2 separate regions of the Homo sapiens genome follow, and region 1 is linked to region 2. A link is a loop called in an ENCODE intact Hi-C map of the cell type or tissue named here. Cell type or tissue: mammary epithelial cell. All regions are shown on one strand. Links, peaks and the distances in the headings refer to the core of each region. The heading gives the core; the rest is flanking DNA.

Region 1 (8,000 bases), core at 1-8,000, 67 kb after region 2:
CTCGTCACACTTCTGGTCATCGTCCCCAAGTGAGTGCTGGGCGATCACGAAGGAAACCGGCCCTGCCCAGTGGAGAGGAAGGTGGACCCGTTGGTGACTTGGGCAGTGTGGACGAGGATGCTCCCTGCCCAGCCCCAGTTCTCGGGAAGCAGTCATTCCTTCATGGGGCCCTGCCTGCGGCTGTCAGTAGGGACAGTGGTTGGGTGATGGTGGTTGTGGCCACGATAGAAGCAGCCATTTATTGAGCACTTGCTATATACCCAATGTGTGGTCGACATTATTTTATTTCATCCTCACCAAAGGCCTGGGAAGTCTGGTGATTCCCATTGTCCTGAGGCTGGAGAGGTCGGTTAGCTTGTCCAAGGTCACACGGGGCCCGGATTAGATGGTTATTAGCGAGCCCCAAGTGTATCCATAGCTCTTCACAAAGGGACTTCTGTGGGTACCCTGTGGAGGCTGGGCAGGGGATTCCCCATGGGAACAGCAGACCTCAGGGGAGGTGAGGGCTCCCTCTGACCCCATCCCTGCTCACCTTCAGGCCTTCAGGAAAAGGGGTGTGCAGCTTCCTAGGCACTCAGGACACCCACGAGCCTTTTCTGCAAAAAATCACGTAACGATTCTATGTTCTTGCAGACCAAACTACTCACAATGGCAAAAAACCTACGAATCTCTCTCAGACATGGTGGTCCCTCGATCAACCAAGTAAGTGAGACCCCAGCTTGGTCCCAGGGCCCCTGGGGTACATGTGTGGGTGCTTCAGGGCACCCAACCACCAAACATGCCCCGAGGGTGTGAGGCTCCCCAGCTTTCCACACCTGGGCCCTCTCCTGTCCCTTGGCCTGGAATTCTGTCAGGGTCGCCCACCTTGTCACATGCCAGAGTGCCTTCCTCTTTCAAAACTTCACTTCCCTGCCCCTGCCCTGGGAAGGCTGCCCTGGCCCCACCTGGCCGAGCAGCCTCTCCACGCCGTTGCCTCTGCTGCATTCTGGCTCTGTGTTCTCGGCTCAGCGTCAATTCTTCCCTGCCAGAGGGGGAAGCCAGCCCTGGCCTAAGTGGCTGCCCAGTGAACGGCCACAGCGGGAGCCGGGAGGGAAAGCGGCCTCAGCGTGTGGCCTGCAGGGGCCAGAGCAGCAGTAGCCAGTGGGTCCTGTCACAGTGACAGGAGGAGAGCGGGTTACAGACTGTCCATCACGGGACACTGCATGGCGGGGGAACCAAGGATGCCAGGCCCTGTGTGTCAGGAGGGATGAAGGGGAAAGGCAGCTGCAGAGGAGCAGAGGGTCTGAAATGGATGTGAAATGGGCGTGACTCGGGCACACACAGGTGCACAAGGAATTGTGGGGATGGGTCACGGGCAGGAAGGCCACACTCAGGATGGTAGTGGCTCAGGATGGAGTGAGTGGCACATAGTGGGGTAGGGGCATGTGGGCTTTCACCTGCTGGAACTTTGGTTTTGGGTGGCTGATCCAAAGCTGCGCGTTTTCCTTTTTTTGAGATGGAGTCTCACTCTGTTGCCCAGGCTGGAGTGCAGTGGCCCGAGCTCAGCTCACTGCAACCTCCGCCTTCCGGGTTTAAGCAACTCTTCTACCTCAGCCTCTCAAGTAGCTGGGATTATAGGCGTGCACCAACACGGCCAGCTAATTTTTGTATTTTTGGTAGAGATGGGGTTTCACTGTGTTGGCCAGGCTGGTCTCGAACTCCTGACCTCAGGTGATCCGCCTGCCTCAGCCTCCCAAAGTGCTAGGATTACACGTGTGAGCCACCACACCCAGCTTGGTACTCATTTTCCTCTGTACCTTTTTGTATGGCCGAGAAGGTTTGTAATTTGAAGAGGTTTTAGAATGCGCGTCAGGCAGCCAGCCTGTTCATCTGACTCCCCACACACAGAACTCCCGGTGCAAGGCCTCTGCCCTGGGGCCCCTGCTGGGGGACGGGGATCTCCCAGGGCTACGAGATGGCAATCGGGATCTAAATTGAAGGGTGCAAGGAACAGGACAATCACAGCCCGAGGTTACAGGGGAGGCAGGGAAGAGGAGCAAGGCTCTGGAGCAGAGGAGCTGGCCCTTGAAGCCAGTGTGCTGGCAGGAGCATTCACTGCTCTTAAAGGCCAAGAGCCGGGGATCCTTGACAGGGCCGGCTGCCTTGGTAGGTGGCCTGGCCTCCCAGACCAGAGCCTCAGGCCCTTCATTGTCACAGGCCACCTGAAAGCCTGCACAGATGACTCTGGAAATACCTGGAGTCTGGCGGCAGCCCCTATGGGCATGGGCTCTGAGAAACAGGAAGGGTGACCCTGCCAGCATGCCAGCATGCTGTGAGATCGTGTCTGGGCCTGAGGGCTCCCACTTCCAGTCTTCTGGCCAATAGGACTCAGAGATGCTTAGACTCCTGGCCCCAAGAATTCCTGAGTTGCTAGAGACAGTGGCCCCAGTGGTCCTGTGTTGAGACTTGCTTGGGAGGCTGTGTCCCATTAGGACTTTGTGATATTGGAAGTGAAATGGACCTTGTAGGATAGTTTCCACCACTCTGCTTTACTATCAGGCAGCACGTCAGAGCCAGGGACACCCTGTGCCAGCTGTGGTGACGGAGGCCCAGGAGGGCTTGGTCTCTCAGGAATTTGATAAGCGGGAGCTAAAGCCCAGGCCCCTACACTCCCTGCACCCCGAGGCCCCCTGAGGCCTTAGCCTGGAGGGGTGTGGAAGGGGCAGGAGGGAAGGGCAGGCAGCCAGGAGTTAGGAAATCTCAGGGAGTGTCCTTGGTTCCCCAGCCCTCAGCTGCTGCCATGGACCCCAGGTGCAGGCCACCAGGCCCGGGGCCTCTGAGCCCCACTCCCGCACAAGGCCTAGCAGTGAGTCCAGCCAACAGATGCTTCTCTCCAACAGACTCATTACTGAGGACAAGGAAGGGGGCCTTTTCACTGTGACTCTGTTTCGAAAAGTGATTGAAGATTTCAAAACCAAGGCCAAAGAAAACAAGTAAGGGTCCTCCAGGTTTGGTTCATCTCCCGCTGCGGGGGGTCTCTGCCCCTCTGGAAAGCTTCTGAGTGAAAACCCATGATTTGCTTGTTTTAAGGTTCACTGTTCGTGAATTTTACTATGATGAGAAGGAAATTGAAAGGGAAAGGGAGGAGATGGCCAGATTGCTGTCTGATAAGAAGCAACAGTATGTGAGTATGTGATTGAGCAGCTCCTCCCGCCCCTACCCGGAGGCCTGGGGATAGAAGAGTCCTCCCAGGTCTCCAGCTCTCCCTCCTCCCTCTCATTGTCCCCAGGCTCCTGGGCTCACACCATGGGGACCGTCTGTTCTCATGGGACGCCTGAGCAGGGTCTGGGGGGAGGGGCGGTGAGCACAAAGGAGCCCAGGCGGTGGAGCTGGGGGCGGGAGCCGGGGGCCCACCCAAGCTGGCGCTTTCCACATGTGTTCTCACTGGTCCTGAGCACCGCCCTGCCAGGAAGGGGTTGCTAGCTCCACAGTATGGAGAAACTGAGGCTCTGAGAGGCAAGCTGGCCAGAGGACCCTGCCAGGCCTTCCTTGGACTGAGCAAGGCACGTGGGCTCCAGGCGGGAGCATCTGTGTGCAGGGTGGGCAGTGCTGGGCCTTGGAGATTGCAGCCGTGAGGTTTCCAGGGCGCCACTAGCCCCTGTATTTACCTCCCGTGTCCTTAGTGCGGAGAGGGTGCTTATCTGGAGACTTCCGACCACAGCCACTCAGAAACCCTTCACGGAGGAGGACAGCGTAGCTCACCAGGGAGCAAAACTAGATGCTCACGTTTGAATTGTGAGCAGGAGAGCTTTGGGAAGGTCCCTCCACCGCTCCGGGAAGTGGGCACCTTCCATACTCAGGTTCTCCTGCTGCGATGCTGGGCTAGGCTGGGCAACTTGGAAGGAGCCTGTCTGGGTGGAATGTTTTTGGGACCCTTCTTCCTCATGCCCACCAGGGAGGGTTCCGTGAGCACCTTCCAGTCCAGCCTCTAGTGACAGGGCAGGAGGAATGAGTAGAAAGTTCTTGAGGCCTTTGGGGGAAAGTCACTGTGTGAACACAGCACTGTGAGGACTCCCATGGGGAGGAGCGCCGTGGCCGCGGGCAGGCTGGGAGTGCTCCCAGTGTCCGTGCTGCCAAGTGTGTGCTCCGGGCTCCTGGGGACCTGGCCTGTCTGTCAGCGACCTTTTTGCAGGGACTGGGGATGAGCAGCCACCCCGTCACAAGCGAGCCCAGCCACGGAGCCCCCGTAGTGGGGTTCTCGGAGCCCCTCTGGTCTGGTCTGTTTCCCTTTAGGGAGGAAACAACAGCTGATAATATACAAGTTTATATAGGGGGTTTTTCACCCTCCTCCTCCGAAATAGCACAGGGCGCTCACACACGTGTGTGTGTGTGTGCGCGCGCACGTGCATGTATGAGTGTGTGTGTGGACCTGTGTGTGCACAGCAAGTGAGACACACCTCAGAGCCAGACGCTGCTGGGCTCCGGCTGAGCCTGCGGGGAGGGTGTCGCCTCCTGAGGACGAGGAGCCGAGCTGGAGCTGGGGACCCCCAGCCCTTTGGATGCTCCAGTCTTCAGAGCAGGGCCCACAGACCCAGACACCAGGCAGGAAAGATTTTCCCCAGTGAAAGCTGAGCTCCAAAGTGTTTTCTTCCTTAGGCTCAGCTCACCTGAAACCCTCGCTACCTGGGCACGCCCTGGCTGTTCTCTTCAGCCAGGCTTTTTCCCAGCTCGATTCAGTCCTGGTCCCAACCCCCTGCGCAGTATCTCTGGACGGGGCTAGACCGTGGCAGCCTCCACACCAGGGAGGCCCTGCTGGGGGACAGGTGGCGAAGCAGGGCCTTTGGCACCCACCTGGGCACTGGCCCAGGCCTGCCAGACCCCCGGGGAACAGGGTGACACACAGGAGCCTGCCGCCTGCCACGTGGGGCTCAGGTTGCCAGCTGGCGTATTTTACATGGCGTAGCCTTCGCCCACACCACCCTGGGGGCCCTGCCAGGGTCTCTCTGTGGGCGGGAGGTGGAGGCACTCTCAGCTTGGGTAGTCCCACTGGCCTCCTGAGAATCTGGCCCCCTCTGGCCTATCTAGAAGTGCATGACCAAACGTCTTGCATCCTTTTTGTCACTCATCAACCAGAGGGACAGACCAGGCCCTGGGGTTTGAGTGTACTTTGAGAGCAGAGTGGGATGTCCCTGTGTTTCCCACCTGTTTGCAGAGACAGAATGGGAAAGGGTGAGTGTCCTAACTGCATGCCCAACTCATCTCCTGCACTCTGCATGCCGAGGTGCCCCCCGAATGCCAGGAAGGCATCTGTGGCTGGGCATGGTGGAGCCACCTTGACAGAGCGCAGAGAGCCGTTTCCACTAACGCCTCCCGGTGCTGTCCTGGTCGGCCTGCGATGGGGGTCCTGGCTGAGCCCAAGCAAGGGGAGGGAGCTCAGGGCTGACCCCTCTGCCAGAGATCGGCTCTGTGCTTGGAATATGGAACCCAAAGACCTTAACACTGCCCTTCTCTCTGCCTTCACCACTCCAGGAGCCCGGTGGGCACCTACCACATCTCTAGTCTAGCCAGCACGCGAGTCCCGAGGGTGGGCCTGAATTCCTGAGCTTGCTCTCGCGTGCCTTTCAGGCGATGAGAATGATTTATTTGTTTGTGATGCATGTTTGCTGAAAGATTAATAAATCATTTCTGTGCCTTTAGCAAACTTCCTGTGTTGCTCTTAAAAAGGGATCATCCACCTTCCCGGACCACAAGGTTAAGGTAACCCCGCTAGGTAACCCTGATAGGCCTGCTGCGGGGCAGACCGACAGAGAGAGAGAGAGTGAGGGCGAGGGTGAGGTAAGCAACGCCCCGGGAACCCCGGGGTCCCTGGCTCACATCTCCTCGCCAGCTCAGGCGCCTTCTGGGAAAATGAATCCTTGCATTTTTCTGTTCTCTAATATGGCTTTTGAGGTCTTAAATTTGAGGAGCCGGAATCATGCCTTCCTCCTAATCTGCAGGGCCTCTTTGGAGCTGCCCCCGCCAGCAGTGAAGGGTGCTTGTCGGCCAGGGCGCCTCTCCCCGGGCGCCTGGCTGGAGGTGGCTGGAGCTGGGACGGGCAGGGCCCTGGCTGGGGTGGTGGTTGGCAGCTCAGCTCTCCTCCCTTGGCTGCCCTTGCTGAACCCACCCCTGACCTTTGTGGGCAGCTGCAGTGTCAGGCGGGAGCTCGGGGCTCTTGCTCCAAGACTCTTGAGCTCCCAGGAAGACCTGCCACACCGGCATCAGTGGCTGCTGCTGTGGCCACGTGAGGTGGGGCTGTGAGGGGAGGCGGCTGCTGTGGATGATGCCAGGACCCTGGGGGCAGAGCCTCTGAGAAGGTGGGCTCCCTGGCTGCACAGTGTCAGGCAGAAGCCCCTGGCTGCCTGCTGAAAGCCCCAAGGTCAGGGGCTGCCCAGCTCCCCGCGCTGCGGTCTGTGGTGGCCCCGTGCATGCACCGGGTGGCTGGCCCGCTGAGCTTCCCCGGCACCAGGTGCCCTGGACCTCGAGGTCCTGAGCCTGACCCAGGGCTGGTCTGACCGACTCTCTGCTTCTGGCTCCTGGGCACTTCTTCTCAGCTCAGGGCGTGCTCTGTCAAAACCCAAGTCCTTTCTTGGCTCTGTGTCAGGCGGGGTGTTCAGCAGGGGTCACCTGGCTCTTCTGTCTTTGCAGGGCCCCCTGCTGCGCTGGCTCAAGGTGAACTTCAGTGAAGCCTTCATTGCCTGGATCCACATCAAGGCCCTGAGAGTGTTTGTGGAGTCCGTGCTCAGGTGCGTGGCAGTGATGCCCCGGCTGGGACTGTCCTGAGGATGGGCAGGGTCTGGGGGAGCTATCGGGGCACCCCAGCTCCTGCCTTCTCTCCATCCTCCACCCGTCTCCTTTCTGAGACTGTGGCTGTTGGCAACACGCTCAATTCCGAGTCAAGTACACCCTCCCCTCAGCCCTGTGTCCCCTGCTGTCTGCTCCCTCCGTTCCTGCTACACTTGGGGCAAGTGTCACCTGGGTTCTCCCCAGCTGCCCTACCTGCATGCCCTTGTGGACCCTCTGGCTGGCTCCTGTCCCCACCCTCGTGAAGCCCGCAGGGCCCGAGTGGCTCCTGGAAGGCGCTCTCGGGCTGCCTCCGTCCTCAGCCTGGAAGCCGCACCCCTCAAGGCAGTCCAGAGAGAAAACCAAAACCACACCAACAACAACAAAGCTTATTTTGCCTTTTTTTTTTTTATTTGAGATGGAGTTTCACTCTTGTCGCCCAGGCTAGAGTGCAATGGCATGTTCCTGGCTCACTGAAACCTCCACCTCTCAGGTTCAAGAGATTCTCCTGTCTCAGCCTCCCTAGTAGCTGGGATGACAGGTGCCCGCCACCACGCCCGGCTAATTTTTTTATATTTTTAGTAGAGGCGGGGTTTCACCATGTTGGTCAGGATGGTCTTGAGCTCCTCCTAACCTCAGATGATCCGCCCACCTTGGCCTCCCAAATGTTGGGATTACAGGCGCGAGCCACCATGCCCGGCCTTTGCCTAATAAAAAAAAAAATATATATATATATGTATGTATATATATATATATATGCCCTTGTCATGGACTGTCGAGACCAGCCTGGCCAACATGGTGAAACCCCACCTCTACTAAAAATACAAAAATTAGCCGGGTGTGGTGGCATGGGCCTGTAGTACTGGCTACTTGGGAGGCTGAGGTGGGAGGATCACTTGAGCCTCGGAGCCGGAGGTTGCAGTGAGCCGAGATCGCGTCACTGCACTCGAGCCTGGGCAACAAGAGAAACTCCGGCTATAGAAAAAAAAAAAAAAAAAAAACTTCACTGTGGGAAACCTGGCAACTCTAGGTAAGCAGAGTGAGTAAAAATCTCCTGTAATTTTAATTTTAACACCAGGAGAGAACACTGCCAGCGTCCCAGTGGGTGCCCTTTTAGGTGTAGGTTTTGTTGTTTTTTTATGAATAGATACGTAATTCTTACAGATTTTTATGAAAGTGGAATCAGAGGAAACGCCTTCGAA
Region 2 (10,767 bases), core at 1,512-9,511:
ATCACCTGAGGTTGGGAGTTCCAGACTAGCCTAACATGGAAAAACCCTGCCTCTACTAAAATTACAAAATTAGCCAGGCATGGTGGCACATGCCTGTAATCCCAGCTACTCGGGAGGCTGAGGCAGGAGAATTGCTTGAACCCAGGAGGCAGAGGTTGCAGTTAGCCGAGATTGTGCCATTGCACTCCAGCCTGGGCAACAAGAGTGAAACATTGTCTCAAAAAAAAAAAAAAAAAAAGAATAGGAGCCGGGCATGGTGACTAGTGCCTGTAGTCCAAGCTACTCAGAAGGCTGAGGCAGGAGGATTGCTAGAGCCCAGGAGTTTGAGGCTGCAGTGAGCTATGATGGTGCCACTGCACTGCAGCCTGGGTGACAGAGTGAGACTGTCTCTAACAAAAAAGAAAGAAAAGAAAATAGGCAAGCTATACACCAGGAGAAAATATTCACAAAGTATGTGTCTGACAAAGGACTAGTATCCAGGATATATATAAAGAATTCCTACAACTCAATAATATAAAAGCAATCCAATAAAAAGTATATTAGTGTATTAATAACAATTAGCACATAAAAAATGTCCTCTACATGATTAGTCATTGGGGAAATAAAAATTAAAACCACAACCAGCTGTCATTACACACATACCTGAATGGTGAAAGTTAAAAATTCTGGCAATACCAAGTGTTGGTAAGGATGGAGATGTACTCACACATTGCTGGTGGGTGTGTGAATGAGTACGATCACTTTGGAAAGCTATTTGGAATTATCTACCTATGTTGAACATATGTATCTCCTATGACCCAGCAATTCCGCTCCTAAATACACACTCAACAGAAAAATGTACAGCTGGCCCAGTGTGGTGGCTAACACCGGTAATCCCAGCACTTTGGGAGGCTGAGGCGGGTGGATCACGAGGTCAGGAGTTCAAGACCAGCCTGGCCAACATGGTGAAATCCCGTCTCTACTAAAAATACAAAAATTAGCTAGACGCGATGGCAGTCACCTATAATCCCAGCTACTCGGGAGGCTGAAGCAGGAGAATCACTTGAACCTGGGTGGCAGAGGTTGCAGTGAGCTGAGATTGTGCCACTGCACTCCAGCCTGGGCGACAGAGTGAGACTCTGTCTCACAAAAAAAAAAAAAAAAAAGAAAGAAAGAAAGAAAAAGAAAAAAGAAAAAGAAATATGTACAGTCCAGCACAGTAGCATGTGCCTGTAGTCTCAGCTTACATAGGAAGCTGAGGCAGGAAGATCACTTGAGGTCAGGAGTTTGAGGCTGTAGTGTGCTATGATGGCACCTGTGAATAGCCACTGTACTCCACCTGTCTCTAAAAAATATTTAAAAATTAAAAATAAAGAAATGTGTGTCTGGGCACGGTAGCTTATGCCTGTAATCCCAGCACTTTGGGAGGCTGAGGCAGGCAGATCACGAGGTCAGGAGATCGAGACCAGCCTGACCAACATGAAGAAACCCTGTCTCTACTAAAAATATAAAAAATCAGCCGGGCATGGTGGCACATGCCTGTAATCCCAGCTACTCCGGAGGCTGAGGCAGGAGAATCGCTTGAACCCAGGAGGTAGATGTTGCAGTGAGCTAAGATCACACCATTGCTCTCCAGCCCGGACAACAAGAGCAAAACTACGCCTCAAACAAAAAAAAAAAGAAAGAAAGAAAGAAAGAAAAGAAATGTGTACTTATGTTCACCAAAAGTCACGTACAAGAATGCTCAAAAGACACGTACGAGAATGCTCACAATAGCATTATTCAATATAGCCTAGAACTTGAAACAGAAGTCCATCAAAACACACTATGGGACATCAGACAATGAATACTGGACAGCAGTGGATGAGAAAGAACAATTGCTACGGCCAAGAAAGTAGAATCTCACAAGCATAACAGACGAAGCCAGGTGAATGGAAGAGCCAACGGCAGATGATTCTACTTATGACAGGCAGAACTGGTCACTGGTGTGCAGGTCAGCATGGTAGATTCCTTGGGGGGTGGGCAAGGATAGTGACTGGCAGAGGGCAAGAGGGGGCTTCTGGTCACATTCAGGGCTCATTTTTGACCTGGGTGGTGGCTTCATGGGAATCCCCACTTATGATCTGTCAAGCTTCATACATGTAATTTGTTCTCTTTCCTACATATGATTCATTTTTAAAATAACAGGCTTTTTAAAAATTTTTTTATTTTTAGATGAAGTCTCGCTCTTGTTGCCCAGGCTGGAGTGCGATGGTGCAATCTCGGCTCACTACAGCCTCCGCCGCCCAGGTTCCAGTGATTCTCCTGCCTCAGCCTCCCAAGTAACTGGGATTACAGGTGCCTGTCACCGCACCCGGCTAATTTTTGTAATTTTAGTAGAGATGAGGTTTCACCATGTTGGCCAGGCTGGTCTCAAACTCCTGATCTCAGGCGATCCGCCTGTCTTGGCCTCCCAAAGTGCTGGGATTACAGGCGTGAGCCACCGTGCCTGGTCAGACTTTATTTTTTAGAGCAGTTTTAGAGCTTTGTTCTTCAGAGCAAATTGAGCAGAAGGTTCTCAAGAGATGTCCCATATACCCACTACCCCTACACACTCACAGCCTCCCCCTTGATCAACACCATCCACCAGAGTGACACATTTGCTATAGTGGAGGGACCTACACTGACAAGTCATTATCACCCGAAGGCCACAGTTTACATCAGGTTTCACTCTTGGTGCTATATATTCTGTGGCTGTGACAAATATACGATGACATGTATCCACCATGACAGTATCATATAGATCTTCTGTGTCTGCCCATTCATCCCTACCCACCTGAATTTTCAGGGTCTTTTTGTTTTGTTTTGTTTTGAGGCGGAGTCGTACTCTGTCACCCAGGCTGGAGTGCAGTGGCGTGATCTCAGCTCACTACAACTTCCGCCTTCCTGGTTCACGTGATTCTCCTGCCTCAGCCTCCCGAGTAGCTGAGATTACAGGTGCCTGCCACCACGCCCGGCTAATTTTTGTATTTTTAGTAGAGACGGGGTTTCACCGTGTTGCCCAGGCTGGTCTCAAACTCATGACCTCAAGTGATCTGCCCGCCTTGGCCTCCCAAAGTGCTGGAATTACAGTGCAGTTTTCAACTTTAAAAAGCTATAAACAGATAGTACTGTGAAAATAGATGGAATCTTTCTGGGACAATGTAGAAATGAAGCTTCTTAATTTGGAGTTCACGACACTTAGGGGGACCCTCAAACCCCTTCATGATGTTGTATGGAAAAAATCATATGTATGTATTATGTGCACTTATTTTTTTCTGGGAAGAGTGACCAGCAGAGAATCAAAGGAGTCTATGACCCCAGAAAATGTTCTGACCCTCTGGTGTGGAGTGAGGGAGCAGTGGGCGAGAATGGAGACTCAGGTCAAGCACACCTGAAGGGCAGTCAGGCAACCAGCACGGGAAAGGAGCCAGGCAGGGAGTGGGCACGGATGCAGGGAGGGTGGGGGTGCTCTGAGTCATGGAAGTCACAAGAGGGGGTGGCTCCGGAAGAGAAGATCAAGGAAGGAGAAATAGAGCAGGGAGGACTAATCAATATGGCAGAGCCCTCTCACTGGGCTCACAAAGGAGAAGAGTGTGGCTTCCAAGGCAGTGGCAGGGGAAGAAACCAGGCTGTGGAGGGCTGAGGAGGGCGTGGCACCCACCCGCACTTGCTTTCCCTAAGCCATGCGGTTTCTTAGCCCTGGGCACTGCATTTTCTGTTCCCAGGGCCCCTCATGCTCTTCCCTCCACTCCTTACATATCTGGATCATTCCAAACTTTCAGGCACTAGACCGGGGGCAGTGGCTCACGCCTGTTATCATAGCACTTTGGGAGGCCGAGGTGGGTGGATCACCTGAGGTCAGGAGTTTGAAACCAGCCTGACCAACATGGTGAAACCCCATCTCTACTGAAAATACAAAAATTAGCTGGGTGTGGTGACGAGCACCTGTAATCTCAGTTCCTGAGGAGGCTGAGGCAGGAAAATCGCTTGAACCTGGGAAGCGGAAGTTGCAGTGAGCCGAAATCGTGCCACTGCATTCCAGCCTGGGCAACAAGAGTAAAACTCTGTCTCAAAAATAAATAAAGAAATAAACTTTCAGGCACTGTTGTTGCTTCAGAAAGAACACTCACTGAAGTGCATTTTCTCAGTTTCTGTCAGTCTCTTTCTCTCTCTCTTTTTTTTTTTTTTTTGAGATGGGGACTCACTATGTTGCCCATGCTGGTCTCAAATGATGTCCCACCCTTCCCCACTTTGGCCTCCCAAAGTGCTGGGATTACAGGTGTGAGACCCCATGTCCCGCCTGCTCAGTCTCGTTGCCTCTTTTTATCTTCTTCATAGGACTTTAAAAGAATGTGTGCGCTTCTCATTTTTAGTTACCTATCTGCTTGCCGATTTCCTCCCTTCTGCACTGGAATGTAGGCTTCAGGAGGTCGGCGGCCTTGTCTGTCCTGTTTTCCTGGCTCTCCCCAGCCATGAGCCTGATGCACGTGCAGGTAGGTCCTCCCCTGTCAGGGGAGTGCATGTATGTGCAGGCAGGTGCTGACGACTGTGATGAGGCCTCCCTTCTGAGGAGGTGAGATGCACAGGGAAGGAGAGAGATTAGATGACGGCTGATGGGCATCAGGGACCAAGGAGGATGGGCGTTAGGACAGAAGGCAGTGGTGCATGTTTGCCAGCTGAGGGGAGGGGTCAATCTAATGAGTCTGAAGATAAAAGAAAATGAGGAGATAGCTGATGGGGAGCTGGGGAGGATTCTGTGTCCAAACAGGAGGTGGTAATGACCTTGAACCACAGGTGCTGCATCCCCTGAGCTAAGAAGAAAGAGGCAACCTTGGGAGAGGGTGATATTGTGATATAACAAAAAATGTAGCCAGGCACAGCGGCTCACGCCGGTCATCCCAGCACTTTAGGAGGCTGAGGTGAAAGCATCATTTGAGGCCAGGAGTTCGAGACCAGCTTAGGCAACATAGTGAGACCCCCATCTCTACAAAAAATAAAAAAAATAGGCAGGCAAGGTGCCTGTAACCCCAGGTACTCAGAAGGCTGAGGTGGGAGAATCCCTTGAGTCCTGTGCTCCAGCCTGGGTGACAGAGGAAGACCCTGTCTCAAAAAAAAAAAAAAAATGCTGAGCTAGGCTGGGGTTCTGCTGAAACAAGGTGAGGCACAGAGAAGGAAAGGTGCTGATGAGAGGGAGGTTCAGGCAGCCTGGGGTTCAGGCTTGGCTGGAAGAGAAACAGGACCAGGAGGAGGTGATGGGGTGGCAGGGAGCAGAGGCGGTGTGTGAGTTAAGGGGAAGGTGTGGTGGGAGGCAGGCATGGGGGATGGAGGTGGGGTACTTGTATTCAAGATTTCAGGGGCGGAGCAGTTTCAGGTGATGACAAGGTACAGGGTGTGGCACAGGAGTGGGCACCTGAAGGGAGAGAAAAGGGAAGGCCTTGGAGTGGAGGAAGTGAAGGTGCACAGAGGCGGCCATCCGGTGTCCTCCACGGGGCACTGAAGCCACCCTTCTTGGGCTGGAGCGAAATACTGCTCTAAAGCTAGATGCCTGAGTATTCACCGCGCAATGGGGAGTGGGCAGGTGTTAACATTCATTCATTCATCGTTCATTTGTTCATTCGGGGAAATAGTTACTGTTTATTAGCTTTACCATGTGGTGAGCCAGGCAGATGCAGATGCTTCCCTAGTGGATCTGACCATCTCCTGCGAACCCATCGTTGCAGACACACATGACTTTCTCTGCTCCCTTCCTAGGAGGGGCAGAGGGTGTTCAGCAGGATGGCAGGAGCCCTGGGGAGCAGGGGCTTCTACACAAGTGTGGAGGTATCGGGGTCTGGCAGCAGCAGCCTGGAGGGCGGAGACCTGCAGTTGCCCACAGCATCCTCAGGTGAGGGCTATGGCAGGGGGTGGAGGCAAGTGGATGATGTTGCAGAGTCTGTTTACTCCAGAAGATGGCTCCAGGGAGCTGCAGGGCTTTAGGATCTAGGGAGGACAAAGGCAGATTGGGAAGAAGCAGAGGTTCCCGGGAAGCAGACGGGAGGTATGGTCTACAACATGAGGGCCCCCCCGCATCAAACTCCACATTCTTGGGCAACTTCCACAATGCTCACGAGGCTCAGGCTCGCACCCAACCCAGACCCACAGATGCCTTTGACACCCTCTGCCCCTCCTAGGAAGGGACCAGTGCTCCCCTGTTTCTACTGACATCTCAAAAGTCCTACCTTGTATGCTGTCATAAGTTGCAATGGCTTCCCTCTGCCAATAGACTCAGCAGGCTTCCACCAAACAGGATACCTGGAGAAAACCAGTGCTGTTATTCCATGGCTTTTGTGTGGTTGAGAACCATTATTCCTTCACAATATTCAAATCCAAAATTCCCTATTCTCATAGCACCCATTTCCCAAGTGGATACACCTTAAAAATGATGTGTGCTGAAAAGAAAAGATGCTGTTATTTCCTGATGCTGTATTCCATCCATCTATCAGTGTGCTACTCCCGCCAAATAAATCCCAGGGGAGAGCGAAGGAGGTCACTCACATTAGCATAAATGTTCATAGGTGAAACCATGAACATAAGTGGGATCTTGAAAACCTCTTTAAGAAAATGATGGGGGCTGGGCACTGTGGCTCACGCCTGTAATCCCAGCACTTTGGGAGGCTGAGATGGGTGGATCACTTGAGCTCAGGAGGTCAAGGCCAGCCTGGCCAACATGGTGAAACCCTGTCTTTACTAAAAATACAAAAATTAGCTGGGCACAGTGGCAGGCGCCTGTAATCCCAGCTACTAGGGAGGCTGAGGCAGGATAATCGCTTGAACCAGGGAGGCGGAGGTTGCAGTGAGCTGAGATCGCGCCACTGCACTCCAGCCTGGCGACAGAGCAACACTCTGTCTCAAAAACAAAAAAACAAAAAAACATAAACAAAAAAGGACAAGTATTCTTCTGAGAATTGGACATTACTGACCTCTAAAGTTATTAATCACAGTGTGTGTTCTCTGAATTTTAAGTTTCTGCAATGTTTATCAACTATTGGCAAATTAAGCGCATATTATTTATGGCAATGAGCAATATATATTTTCCAAATAGTTAAACATTTGATATACTTACTAAAGAATTAAAAATCACAATGTTTATCAAAATAATTATAAGAATTCACATATTAACCAAACATTTGCCGACAACCTACTTTATGCCAGGCGTGGTGCTGGGCATTAATATAGAGCTGAGGAAGGGAGTGCCCTCTAGTAGCTCGCAGTGTGAGATCAGACAGATGAGGAATCCAGGACTTTGGGATCAGGCACTAAAGCTGTGATAGAGGGATGGGAGATGCCAGGGGCGGAAGCCCAAATGAGGATCAAGAATGGTTTCAAGGGCAGGTCATGCTTGAGCTGACTTGATTTTTTTTTTTAATTAAAACATTTTAAAAAATTATTTTATTTTTTCAGACGTGGTCTCACTATGTTGTCCAGAGGCTGGTCTCAAACTCATGAACTCAAGCGATCTGTCTGCCTTGGCCTCCCAAAGTGTTGGGATTATAGGTGTGAGCCACCGTGCCCGGCCATGTACCCCTGAACTTAAAATAAAAGTTATAAATAGGCTAGGTGCCCTGGCTTATGCCTGTAATTCCAGCACTTTGGGAGGCCAAGGCAGAAGGATTGCTTGACCCCAGAAATTCAAAACCAGTCTAGGCAACATAGTGAGACCCTGCTCCATTAAAAAAAAGAAGACATAAGTAGGTTAGTCAGGTGTAGGGGTATGCACCTATATGTGGTCCCAGCCACTCAGGAAGCTGAGGTGGGAGGAGGATCACTTGAGCCTAGAAGGTCGAGGCTGCAGCAGTGAGCCATGATCCTGCCACTGCATTCCATCCTGGGTGACAGAGCAAGACCCTGTCTCAAACAAACAAACAAACAAAAACAAAAAAAAAAACCACCCATAAGTAAGGATGGGAACAGTGATGGGGAGAAGGGGACTAGAATGAGAGGGAGGAACTTGGGGGTCTGCAGGTCACCATAAAAAGAAGGGTAAAGGGCGGTTTGTCCACACGTCGCTGCCCAACACAGTAGCACCATCCGTGTAGTCAATTTAAATTAATGCAAATATTAAGGCTGAGCCTGGTAGCGTGCCCCTGTGGTACCAGCTACTCAGGAGAGGCCTCAGATGGGAGGACCACTTGAGCCCAGGAGGACAAGGCTGCAGTGGGCTGTGATTGCACCACTGCACACCAGCCTGGGCAACAGAATGAGACCTTGTCTCAAAAACTAAATTAATTGGCCAGGCACAGTGGCTCAAGCCTGTAATCTCAACACTTTGGGAGGCCAAAGCGGGAGGATTGCTTGAGCTCAGAAGTTTGAGACCAGCCTAGGCAATGTGGCAAGACCCTGTCTCTACCAAAATATACAAAAATAAGCCAGGTGTGGTGGCATGTGCCTATAGTCCCAGCTGCTCGGGAGGCTGAGGTGGGAGGATGGCTTGTGCCTGGGATGCCGAGGTTGCAGTGAGATCACACCACTGCACTCCAGCCTAGGCCACATAGCGAAACTCTGTCTCCAAAATAATTAAATAAATAAACTTATCTAATTAATGAATTTAAAAAAATCAAGTAATGAAAATTAAATGAAATGTAAAACTGTTCCTTAGTTTCTCCAGCCTCCTTCAGGTGCACATGTGGCCAATGGCTTCCGTATTGGGCAGTGCCGTTATAAAGCATTCCAGTCATCACAGAGAGTTCTATTGGCCAGGGCTGGTCTATGCCGAGATTGGAAGCTAGGGGTGGGGACAAGGGGAGTTAGGGCAGAGTGCGGGAGAAGGGCCTGATGTGGCAAGATGGAGCAAGGAGAATTGCCCCAGGGCTGGTAGGTGTGGGGACAGGAAACAACCAACCCCTGAGGGGTTCTGAGTAAAACAGTGTCCTCAGGGGAGTACACAAGGTGGGGAAATTGAAAGAAGTTGGGAGCCAGAGGTTTTGCGGATGAGGGACATGAATGCCAGAGAGCACAGATGAAGGGCGGAGGGTGGAGGAGGGACAGGAAGAGGGACGGAAGAGGGGGTGTGCTGAGCCGCATGGAGATCAGAGTGAGCAGGGGAGGGTGACCTCGGAGCCCGTGGCTTCCTGAACTGTCCTCTAGGCAGAGTGGGGCCAGGCTGAGAGCTGGGGGTGGGAACAGGACCACCCTTCTCACTTCTACTAATGGAAGCCTGCCAAAGGGATTTTCCTGTTGTTGGTTGATAACTTTTTATTTTAACATAATTTATTTTCTTTTTCTTTTTTTTTCTTTTGAGACAGGGTCTGGCTCTGTCACCCAGGCTGGAGTGCAGTGATGTGATCTCGGCTCACTGCAACTTCGACCTCCCAGGCTCAAGCGATTCTCCCACCTCAGCCTCCTGAGTAACTGAGACTACAGGCATGCACCACCACACCCAGCTAATTTTTTGTATTTTTTGTAGAGATGAGGTCTTGCCATATTGCCCAGGCCGGTCTCAAACTCCTGGCCTCAAGTGATCTGCCCACTTCGTCCTCCGGAATTGCTGAAATTACAGGTGTGAGCCACCGTACCCAGCCTCGTAAATTTCAGCCTTACAGAAAAGTTGTAAGACTAGCACAAGGAACTTCCATAGACAGATATGGGTATATGATAGGACTATTATATTGGCATGTAATATATATGACATAGTTCTCTATATCACCTAATATATACTTACAATATGTACTATATATTATATAATGACTTAATTATATGTAGAAAATATTTGAGAGTAAACTGACGTATCTGTTAACTATCCTCTAATCCAGCCTGGAAGCCACCCATTTCTCCAAGGTTCCCTGGTTCCTTTTAGTGGATGGTGGTATTAGAAACTAAGATCTGGACTACTGGTATATTCAGTGCTACTGGTAAATCATTGCTTCTGAGGTCTCCCAGCAAACAGAGCTAGTAAATGGTTTATTTCTCTCTCTCTCTCTCTCTCCCTTCATCCACCCATTTTAAAATCTGGGAGTTTAGACTGGCACCTCCAGTTTCAGTTCAGCAGCACAGGATTTATTCTAGTTTTCTCCTTTTCCATATTTGGTTTGGGGTTTTATTTTTATTTTTCAGAGAGGAGGTCTTGCTCTGTCACCCACCCTGGAGTACAGTGATGCAATCATAGCTCACTGCAGCCTCAAACTCCTGGGCTTAAGTGATACTCTTGTATTCAGCTTTCTGAGTAGCTAGGAATACAGGTGCAAGCCACTGCACCTGGCTAATTTTTATTTTTCGTAGAGTTGGGGGTCTCACTATGTTACTCAGGCTGGTCTTAAACTCATGGCCTCAAGTGAACCTCCCACCTTGGCCTCCCAAAGCACCGGGATTACAGAGAACGGGACTTTCTCTCTTTTTTTTTCTTTTTGAGACGGAGTTTCGCTCTTGTTGCCCAGGCTGGAGTGCCATGGCGCATTCTCAGCTCACTGCAACTTCTGCCTCCCAGGTTCAAGCGATTCTCCTGCCTCAGCCTTGCTAGTAGCTGGGATTACAGGCACCCACCATGCCTGGCTAATTTTTTTATTTTTAGTAGAGACTATGTTGGCCATAGTCACCATGTTGGCCAGGCTGGTCTTGAACTCCTGGCCTCAAGTGATCCTTCTGCCTTGGCCTCCCCAAGTGCTGGAATTACAAGCCTGAGCCACTGTACCCGGCCTGAGAATTGGAATCTGATTTTGAATTTTCTGCTTAAAATTTAATGATCAGACCGGGCATGGTGGCTCATGCCTGTAATCCCAGCACTTTGGGAAGATG

The links. A loop is a pair of places that touch in the nucleus more often than their neighbours do. Peaks named below come from ENCODE experiments on the same cell type or tissue, not always from the same donor. Only the 100,000 strongest peaks of a DNase experiment are listed, where the experiment ranks them.
Region 1: a loop joins it to region 2, with 2.2 times the contacts of the local background. A loop is called at or near these places in 7 of 110 quality-filtered maps.

Annotation. Positions count from the first base shown.
Region 1 is chr2:10,771,909-10,779,908 of GRCh38, forward strand. ATP6V1C2 (ATPase H+ transporting V1 subunit C2) reads left to right here. Exons shown (of 14, transcript NM_001039362.2): 7 at 1-29; 8 at 634-702; 9 at 2,880-2,972; 10 at 3,070-3,163; 11 at 5,677-5,814; 12 at 6,664-6,761. It overlaps LOC105373428 (a long non-coding RNA gene), which reads right to left and starts at 1,495. Exons shown (of 3, transcript XR_922797.4): 1 at 533-1,495. In mammary epithelial cell, for the core only: no CTCF peak of the experiment used is centred there; no DNase peak of the experiment used is centred there.
Region 2 is chr2:10,703,574-10,714,340 of GRCh38, forward strand. No RefSeq gene overlaps it. Among named protein-coding and RNA genes, the nearest start is that of ATP6V1C2, 13 kb to the right of the region's middle. In mammary epithelial cell, for the core only: a CTCF peak has its summit at 5,949 (motif pointing right); no DNase peak of the experiment used is centred there.